Linked DNA regions of Mus musculus: region 1 is linked to region 2. The links are chromatin loops, found by intact Hi-C in ENCODE. Cell type or tissue: left cerebral cortex. All regions are shown on one strand. Each heading gives the region's core, and the rest is flanking DNA. Links, peaks and the distances in the headings are about the cores only.

Region 1 (4,388 bases), core at 113-4,112, 350 kb after region 2:
GCTGTTTGTTTATGTCAGAAAAAGCAGTATATTTGGGTTGAACCTAGTATGTACTGCATTTAAATGTGTAAAAGATCTTGAAAAGGTTGTTACTTTGTTGTAGAGAAAATCCTTTCCTCTTTTCATTGGATGTAATTATGTTTGTATGAAACAATAAACCGGAGGTGGGAATGGAGAACTTTGGGCTTGTGTATTTCTATGAATTTTAAAGGAATCATTTTCTCTTTAGTAATAATGTTTTTTAAAATTATGTGTGTGGGGTTATGTGTACATAAGATTTATTATTATATTTTTAGTTATGTGTATGTGTGGGCATATGCTTGCTAGCAGCTTTGGATCCCCTCCTGGAGCTGCAGTGAAGGCAGCTGTGAGCTGGGAACTGCACTCAGTTGCTGTGCAAGAGTAGTCAGCTACATTAACCACCTGGTAATCTATGAAGCCCAAAGACTCACTCTCTCCTGCCTGTTTAATGTACCACCACCTGGCACATTTCTGTTATTTTCAACTGGACAGTGAAAAGTAGAACTACCTACTGGGGCTGGAGAGATGGCTCAGTGGTTAAGAGCATGGACTGCTCTTCCAAAGGTCCTGAGTTCAAATCCTAGCAACCACATAGTGGCTCACAACCATCCATAATGAGATCTGACGCCCTCTTCTGGTGCATCTGAAGACAGGTACAGTGTACTTATAATAATAAATAAATCTTAAAAAAAAAAAAGAACCTACCTACTGGTTTATATATGTACTAAAAGGTAGATAAACAGATTACCAACTGTCATAGGGCTTGTATTTTAATGGAGGTAGACAAACAATTGTTAAGTTTTTGAAATTAATTTGGAAAAATGCCAGTGATTAAAAAATGATAGGGAAAGCTGGGTCGTGCAGATATCAAGGATCAAGGCCAGCCTGGTCTATAGAGTGATTCCAGGACAGCCAAGACTATACAGGTTTTTGAGCCCTGTCTAAAAAACATAATAGGGAAAGGAAGGTGTGATTGTTAACTTTTAATGTGGTTTTCCATGTTTGGGGAATGTTTCCTGTGTGAAATGGAAAAATATCAAATGGAAGTAGAATGGAAAATGCACACACAGTAGGTTAGGGAACATGTATATATAAAATTACTCATCACTGTCCAGTTGAAAAGAACAGAAATGTGCCAGGTGGTGATGGTGCACACCTTTGAGCCCAGCACTCCAGAGGCAGAGTGAGTTCCAGGAAAGCCAGGGCTACACAAGAAACCCTGTCTTGAAACAAAAACAAAAAGAAAATACCAAAATGTACACCTGATTGTTGGGAAACTTTCTTTTTTGATTAACATAATTGGATGAAATTATGAATAATGAGTTATTAATGTATAGCTGGTGGGGCTGCCAGGTGGTGGTACATGCCTTTAATCCCAGCACTTGGGAAGCAGTCAGATCTCTGCGTTTGAGGCCAGCCTGGTCTACAGAGCTAGTTACAGGCTAGCCAAGGCACCAGAAAACAAAACAAACAACAAACAGGTGGGGCCAATGGATCTTTCACAAAAAAAAACAAAATGCAAAAACTAAAAAGCCGATCTTGTCACACTTGCCAGAAGCTTTGTGTCACTGGAGCTGCAGTTGTAAGCAGTTCAGTCTATGATTCTGCCTGGACCTTTCAATTGCTGGGTTCACAGGGATGCACCATCACATCTGCATTTTTTTTTAAAGATTTATTTATTTATTATATGTAAGTACACTGTAGCTGTCTTCAGACACTCCAGAAGAGGGCATCAGATGTGAGCCACGGTGTGGTTGCTGGGATTTGAATTCAGGAACTTCAGAAGAACAGTCGGTGCTTTTAACCACTGAGCCATCTCGCCAGCCCCACATCTGGATTATAACTCATGTATATTTAAAGCTTCATTAGAGAAATTTCCATATTCTAACTTACATACAGATTATTATCATGGATGTTGCTGAACATTTTGTTTCACATTCAGTTGCACATCATTAGCATAGATTCACAATATTAACCTTTTAGGATTACTTTGATAAATTAACTATAAAACTAAAATGCTTTTAAAATATCAGTTATCATACAGCCTGGCATATTTGTTTATAATTGTTGCTTTTCTCATCCTTATTTTCAGTCTTTCTTCATAATTCCTACCTTACAGGTTGCCATAAGTCCTCTAACAAATATTGAGTTATAATTCCAAAACTTGTAAAATTTGATCCTTCTCACTTTTGAGGCATCTGGGATTTTAGATGAGGTAGGTGGGTTTGCCAAACGTTTTCACTTTGGTCCTGGTTTTTGTAAACTGGAGAATTATTTGCTAATCTGGTTAGTATCTCACTACAAAGAGAGTAAAGTAGACTGTAACATAGATGAAGCAGGTTCTGCTCTATGGATGATAAATTTAACGTTGGCTCAATCTTGCAAGCCTCCTGGTCAAGGCTTAGATGTGCAGGGAGTTTCCCATAAGGCCCTTCGTCTTGCCTAGTCCTCGCATCATCTCCCACAGTACTCTGGGGTTCCTTTGTCATGTGACGAGGGTGGCTTTCTTCTTCAGAGGGAAACTGATGCGCAGTTCTGGTGGCCGGGCCACTACGCTTCCCTTCTGCCCCAACTCCCGGGCTTGCGTAATCTCGCGTGAAGTGAACAGTATCTTCTCGCGAGAGCTAAATCGGGATCCCTCCAGGTCCGCCTCCGTGGTGAGGAGGAGGAGGAGAAGGAGGAGGAGGAGGCGGAGGGAGGGAGGAGGAGGAGGCCCCGTCGCGGCCTTCGCCGCCGCCAACGGGGCTGTCCCTGTAGCTCCCGATGGAGTTTGAGGCCCTGAAACCGCCGCCGAGCTCTGCCCCGGCGAGACGAGGCGCCTCCGTCGCCGAGCCGCGCCGTCGCGGGGCCCCCGGGAGCGGCCCTTAGCGACCCCGCCCGGGCCCCTCAGGTAGGGCGGGGGCGGGCAAGATGCGGCTGGGGCCCTGGCCCGGCTGCCGGGTCCTCAGAGGTGGGGCGGGGAGCTGTCTCTGCCCGGCGGCCTGTGCACGGTGGCCGCCGGTACCCCGAGGGTTGGGAGTCGCGGGCCGCACCTGACACGACAGAGAGGCCCCTCGCTCTGGTAGGGCTTTTTGATGCGAAGCGAAACGCTCAGATGGCCACCTTTCTCCAGCACCGGCTGAAGGGACGCCTCTGACCACTGAGGATCCCACCCGAACAGAGGCCGGCTTCCTTCTTTGCTTAACCCATGTAGGAAGAGGGGCTTTCGAAAAGGTCCCCGAGATCAGGTCCTGTCTTAGCGTTTTCTTTTCAGCCCTTGGGCTTACCGAGACCACAGCGCTGGGATGGAGGCGATCTGAGTGTTGTAAATAGGGACCCTGGCTAAACAATGCCCAGGGAGGGCTTAACCTCCCTGGAGGGAGATGGCTGGACCAGGGGATGTGACTAGGAGCGATGGCATGAAGCACAGCCAGGGAATTCTGCTATAGTTTTCTTTCCCCCTTTCTTATTATTTTCCTTGGGGGAGCCTCATAAGGAGACTCTTCCACCATCTTAGGAGAATGGTAGAAAGCATCTTTGTTTCTAAGAGAAACAGCTGTACTTTTCTGTCGTTAGGAAGGAGATAAGGGTAGCTGTCATTTCCATCCTTGAAATCACCAGAGTTTTTAAGATACTGGCAGACACAGCCTTCAGACCAAAATAGTCTAAAGTAATCACAGACATTAAGTATTCAAATTCAGTGATTCTCAACCTGTTTAGATTTTTGTTTAAGCTCCACCTCGGTTCTTTTTAATCCCACTGTCCTCCTAACCTTAGGACCCTAAGGAATTTCTTCTCATCTTGACCCACTGTAATTAGAGTTGACTTTATATCCCGAATAAAGTGTTAAAAGTGTTTTACAAATCTTCCTGTCATTTTTAGTAGTCAGGCTTTAAAGTTCCAGTAAAAACTTGGAGTTAACCAGAGAAAGCTAATAATGGCACACTAAAGTGATATTATTTGACAGAAGGAAAGAAACGAATGTTCTAGTTGGTGGGTCTAGTCTCTTTGTGGTTAACTTGTATACACAGCCTAAGACTTGGACTCATTAAGAATAGTTTGTAGATTCCTGTTTTTACCTTTTATGTGGTTAAAAAACTACATCACTGATCTGACATCAATATCCATGTTAAATTGTTTACTTAAATTGTTTACTAACACAGTCAGTTCTTGAAAACCCAGAGACTATTCTATCCTATTAAAGGCTATTTTCCAATATTACCATTGTTTTGTTGATTTGGTGATTCATGTTTCCCACATTCAGAGTTTGGAAAATTGCTTGAAGGACAAAACACTTAATATATTTTCTAGTCTTGTTTAGGGAAGACAGGTACCATAATTAAACAGGCTTTTATTCTTCGAGAATTGAATTGAAATCTAATTCATTA
Region 2 (4,388 bases), core at 97-4,096:
GCCTCTAGCATCACCATTCTCTCAGGCCAGCCCAGCCACGCTCACCCCCAGGCCCAGCCACACTCACCAGCCGGGACCCAAGGCAGCAGCAGCAGCAGCAGCAGTAGCAGTAGCAGCAACAGGGGGTAAATATCTCGTCTAGGGCCCCAAATCCTAGGCCCCACCAGCGCCATGGCAGCCGGCTCTGCCTGCCTGCCTGCCTGCCTGCCTGCGGGAACCCTCTGCTCGGCGGGCTCCGCGCCCCTGCGTCCCTCCAACCAGCACTGACGAGGTGGACAGAGGCCCGGCCCCTCCTCCAGCCCTCCCCCTCCGCCCCGCCTCCCACTGCTCCTCCCCGGACAGGATCCTCCCGGAGGGTCTGACCCACCGCTCCTCACAAACACCAGCCCCTTCGGAGGCCTCAGCTCCATCCAGGCAAGGCCCTGGGCCTGACCCTGGGTCTCAGTGCACAAGCCCTCTTGCCAGGCGGTCCAGTCCATGGGGCCAGCCAAGATTCCTGGGGCTTGTCCGACTACCCCGCAGTTTCAGGCCTGCCTTGCTTGAGCTCAGAAGCGCTCCCATCCGTCCTCACTTAACCTGCCCCTTCCACACCTGAGATAACAAGGCTCCTCCCCTCCTATCACAGGGGCTCCTGTCCTCGCTGCCCACTAGGTCCTACCCAGCCACACAGATCCTGTTCTTGTGACTATCAGTAAGGTAGTAACTGGGCCCCAGAGCACGTGCCCCCTGACTCCCTTCTATCCTTCCCACCCCCTCACCAGCCAAACGGAGCCCTTTCGTCTCCCCATTTGCCCTTGATCTTTGTCTCTGGTGTTTGCAACTTTAGAAATGTCCCTGCTGTCCAAGGCGGACCTTTCCGCTGAGTGGCTGCTCTACCGAAAATAGTGCTCCGATGCTGTTCCCACCCTTCTTCCTGAAAAGTCCTTCTCTTTGTCTAACCTCACAGTCACATGTTGCACTGGGTGGAGCCAGGAGTTCTCATCATCTCAAAACACACTGGCACATAAAAAAGCATCTCTTCTTCCATGGCCTGCTGCCCCAAGTGGGGCAGCATCTTATTTTAAAGGGAACTACCTTCTTGAAATGAGCCCCTGGCAGATGACAATGTCTGGCCCAGGTCAGTGATGGTGGATTCTGTCCCTGAAGGCTCTGGACTCTGCTGTGTCTGGCAAAGTAGCAATTGGGGGCTATGGCATGTCCTTGGAGAAACATCAGGTGAGACAATGAGCATCACAGGGTATCGGTAGCCAGCCAGAGGGCTGCTGGTTCCCCTGGGTCCCCAGAGCTCAGGAAGAGACTGAAACCATAGGCCTGGCTAACCAGCCCTGTAGCCTCTCCAGAATTAGAGGCCTGCCCTGTTTTCTGGGACACCCACTCCAGTTGTCTCTTGACCTGGAACTCCCATCGCTAATCTTGAGGAAGTCATGCTCCACTCTTGGGGGAGCACAGCTAAACATATAGGCACCTAACATGCCTGAATGACACGGAGTTTACTCGCTCTCAGTCTATTGTGTCTGTCATCTGTAAAATAGGAGTAACAGCTCCAGCCTCGTGAGACTTTACAGGGCAGTTGTGCTTTGCTCCAGGAATATGAATGGCGCCAAGAATATTAAATAGCAGGACCCTGGGGGGTAGCTACAGGGATGGGAGACAGGGGAGTGGGCTGTGAAGAGGAGCCAGGCAACAGACAGGGACTGGTTCACCCAGGAGCCCACCCCCAAGCACTAATCCCGAAGCTGCCACCTGGTGGTCCTTTGAAGAATGCAGTGGACAGAGCGCGCCTGGAGCTTGGATTGTCATAGGAGGTCAAGGAATTCAGGGATACATCTGAGAGCATGGAACTGACTGCTAGTGGTTGACTTGGTAGAACTAACACATCAGAGAGGAATACAGTGGTGAGGGCATAGATACCAATTCAAATCCCCAGCATCCACTTTCCAGCTCTGTAAGTCACTAAGTCTCTTAATGTCTCTGAGCCTCATTAACTTCCAAGTTAAAAAAAGGTGGAGGAGGAGGAGAAGGAGGAGGAGGAGGAGGAGGAGGAGGAGGAGGAGGAGGAGGAGGAGGAGGAGGAAAGAAAGAAAGAAAGAAAGAAAGAAAGAAAGAAAGAAAGAAAGAAAGAAAGAAAGAAAGAAAAAATAATAGCCCTCACTAGGTGGAACTGTCTTTTTTTTTTTTCATTTGTTTATTTATTTATTTATTTATTTAGGGCTTTTTGAGACAGGGTTTCTCCAGCTAGGTGGAACTGTCTTATGGATAAACTGTGTTTAAGGATTAAAGTGTTTGAAACAGCCAAGCAAGTGCTAGTTAAATTAAAAATGAGAAAGTAATTTTAAGCTATATGGATTTCAAATTGGAAATAAATTTATTGGCTACACTGGGGAACATAATGAAATAAGAAATTTGCTTCTACCCATAGAATCCTGGAATGTGGCAGACAGCTTTCAAGGCCACAAGATAAGGAGTGTGTCCTGTCACAATTCAAATGCCTGAGTACTTCTGTGGTAGGTATATATAATTTCCCCAAAGAACGATAGGGACAAGAAGCCATCTTTCTGCATTTTGTGTGGTGGTTGTATTTCTAGCACTTTCTATGTGTAATAACAACTATGGGAAATACTCCTTATTCTTTTGTTTGGTTTTGTTTTATTTGGTTTCGAGACAGGGTTTCTCTGTGTAGCTGTAATGGAACTTACTCTATAGACCAGGCTGGCCTTGAACTCACAGAGCTATGCCTACCCCTGCCTCCCAAATGTTGGTATTACAGGTGTGTGCCACCACTGTCCAGCTAATACTCCCTATCCCTAGGCAAGCCACTTGATGCTCTGAGCACTGCCCATCAAAAATATCACTCCAGGGGCAGAAGAGATGGCTCAGTGGTTAAGAGCACTGGCTGCTCTCCCAAATGATTTGGGATCAATTCCCAGCGTGCAAATGGCAGCTCACAATTAATGGGTTAAAAAGCCAGTTCTAGAGGATCCAGCACTCTGGCCTCCACATGACGCAAGAAAAATACTAAAAAACATAAAATATTTTTCATTTATCATTTGAAATAGCACTTCATATGAAAGGTCCATGGGCAATTACTAAGTTGGGTGGTCTGTGGGCTGTCCTACAAACAATTCACCCTGAGTCTAAACCCCACTCACAGCCAGAGGCACCCATGTCTCATGATCAACAAAAGACCCAGCAAAGGGCTACATTCAGAAGAGGGCTTACCTAGCATGGCTGAAGCCCTGGCTTCTACTCCTGACACATAAGCAGGGTGTGGTGGTGCACATCTGTGACCGAAGCGCTTCGGAGGCGGAGGCAGGAGGATTAGAAATTCAAGATTGGGTTCTGTGCCAGCTGCTGGAGGGGTTTTTCCAACTGGAAATGTTGTCTATTTTGTCTGTTAACCCTAAGCCCATGGTTAGCCAAAGCCAAGCTGTGCCAGTGGTCTCCTTCCCTACCTCGCAGCTCTCCTTCCTCCTCCAGTGAAGGTGACAAAGATGAGGGTAGGGGTTGCTTCCAGAAGCACCCACCCCAGCTCAAATGACAGGTCACCATGATGAACTGCTGACACCCTGCTGATGTTTTGCTGCTGGGTTCTAGAGTCACCACCCCAGGGAAGAGTTCAGATCCACATCCAGACTCGGTCAGAGCCTCCACAGGCCTTGCATGGACTGCAGTCACCAGTGTAGACACACCTGTCAAGGCTCCAGTGAGAATCACTCAGTTAGTCACTCTTGCAGAGAACTCTCTCATCTGGTGAAGAAGACAGACATACCGACAGAGCAGGAAGGTACTGACTGAGAGCCCATGGAGCCTCAAGGACAGAGACAAACTCTCTGGGGACAATTTTCCATGGGACTTGGAACCATGAAGTATGAATAGGAGTTTTTCAAGTGAAGAAGCAGAAGCTACAGCTGGATAAAATTTAGGCTGGGCGAATGTCAGTAATGACAGAGTCTGAGGACACCAGCATTGCCCAAAAGCAGAGTAAGATAAGAATGGGGTTAAAAGAGTGGGACTGGGGCTGGTGAGATGGCTCAGTGGGTAAGAGCACCCGACTGCTCTTCTGAAGGTCCAGAGTTCAAATACCAGCAACCACATGGTGGCTTACAACCATCTGTAATGAGATCAGACTCCCTCTTCTGGTGTGTCTGAAGACAGCTACAGTGTACTTACATATAATAAATAAATAAATCTTAAATAAATAAATAAATCTTAAAAAAAAAAAAGAGTGAGACTGTTGGTGCAGAGCCTGAAGGTACCAAAGAAATTAAATTTGGTCCTAGGGCCACTAGGGGGAGCCGAGGTAAAGGATAAAGCTGGAAATGGCGTGGTCAATTAGAATGGAAAGATTGTGGAAGATGTGTTGTACGGTAGGACCAAGAGAAACTGGG

The links. Hi-C counts contacts between places; a loop is a spot of excess contacts. Peaks named below come from ENCODE experiments on the same cell type or tissue, not always from the same donor. Only the 100,000 strongest peaks of a DNase experiment are listed, where the experiment ranks them.
Region 1: it touches region 2 in a loop (3-fold over the local background); 1 of 42 quality-filtered maps calls a loop at or near these places.

Annotation. Positions count from the first base shown.
Region 1 is chr2:37,421,290-37,425,677 of GRCm38, reverse strand. Rc3h2 (ring finger and CCCH-type zinc finger domains 2) reads left to right here and starts at 2,775. Exons shown (of 22, transcript NM_001100591.1): 1 at 2,775-2,911. It overlaps Zbtb6 (zinc finger and BTB domain containing 6), which reads left to right. Exons shown (of 2, transcript NM_146253.5): 2 at 1-178. In left cerebral cortex, for the core only: CTCF peaks have their summits at 662 (motif pointing left), 1,746 (motif pointing right) and 2,377; DNase peaks (open chromatin) are centred at 1,791, 2,573 and 3,138; H3K4me3 peaks cover 2,098 bases; H3K27ac peaks cover 1,986 bases.
Region 2 is chr2:37,772,126-37,776,513 of GRCm38, reverse strand. It overlaps Crb2 (crumbs family member 2), which reads right to left and starts at 265. Exons shown (of 13, transcript NM_001163566.1): 1 at 68-265. The coding sequence starts at 173. In left cerebral cortex, for the core only: a CTCF peak has its summit at 1,747 (motif pointing left); a DNase peak (open chromatin) is centred at 1,739.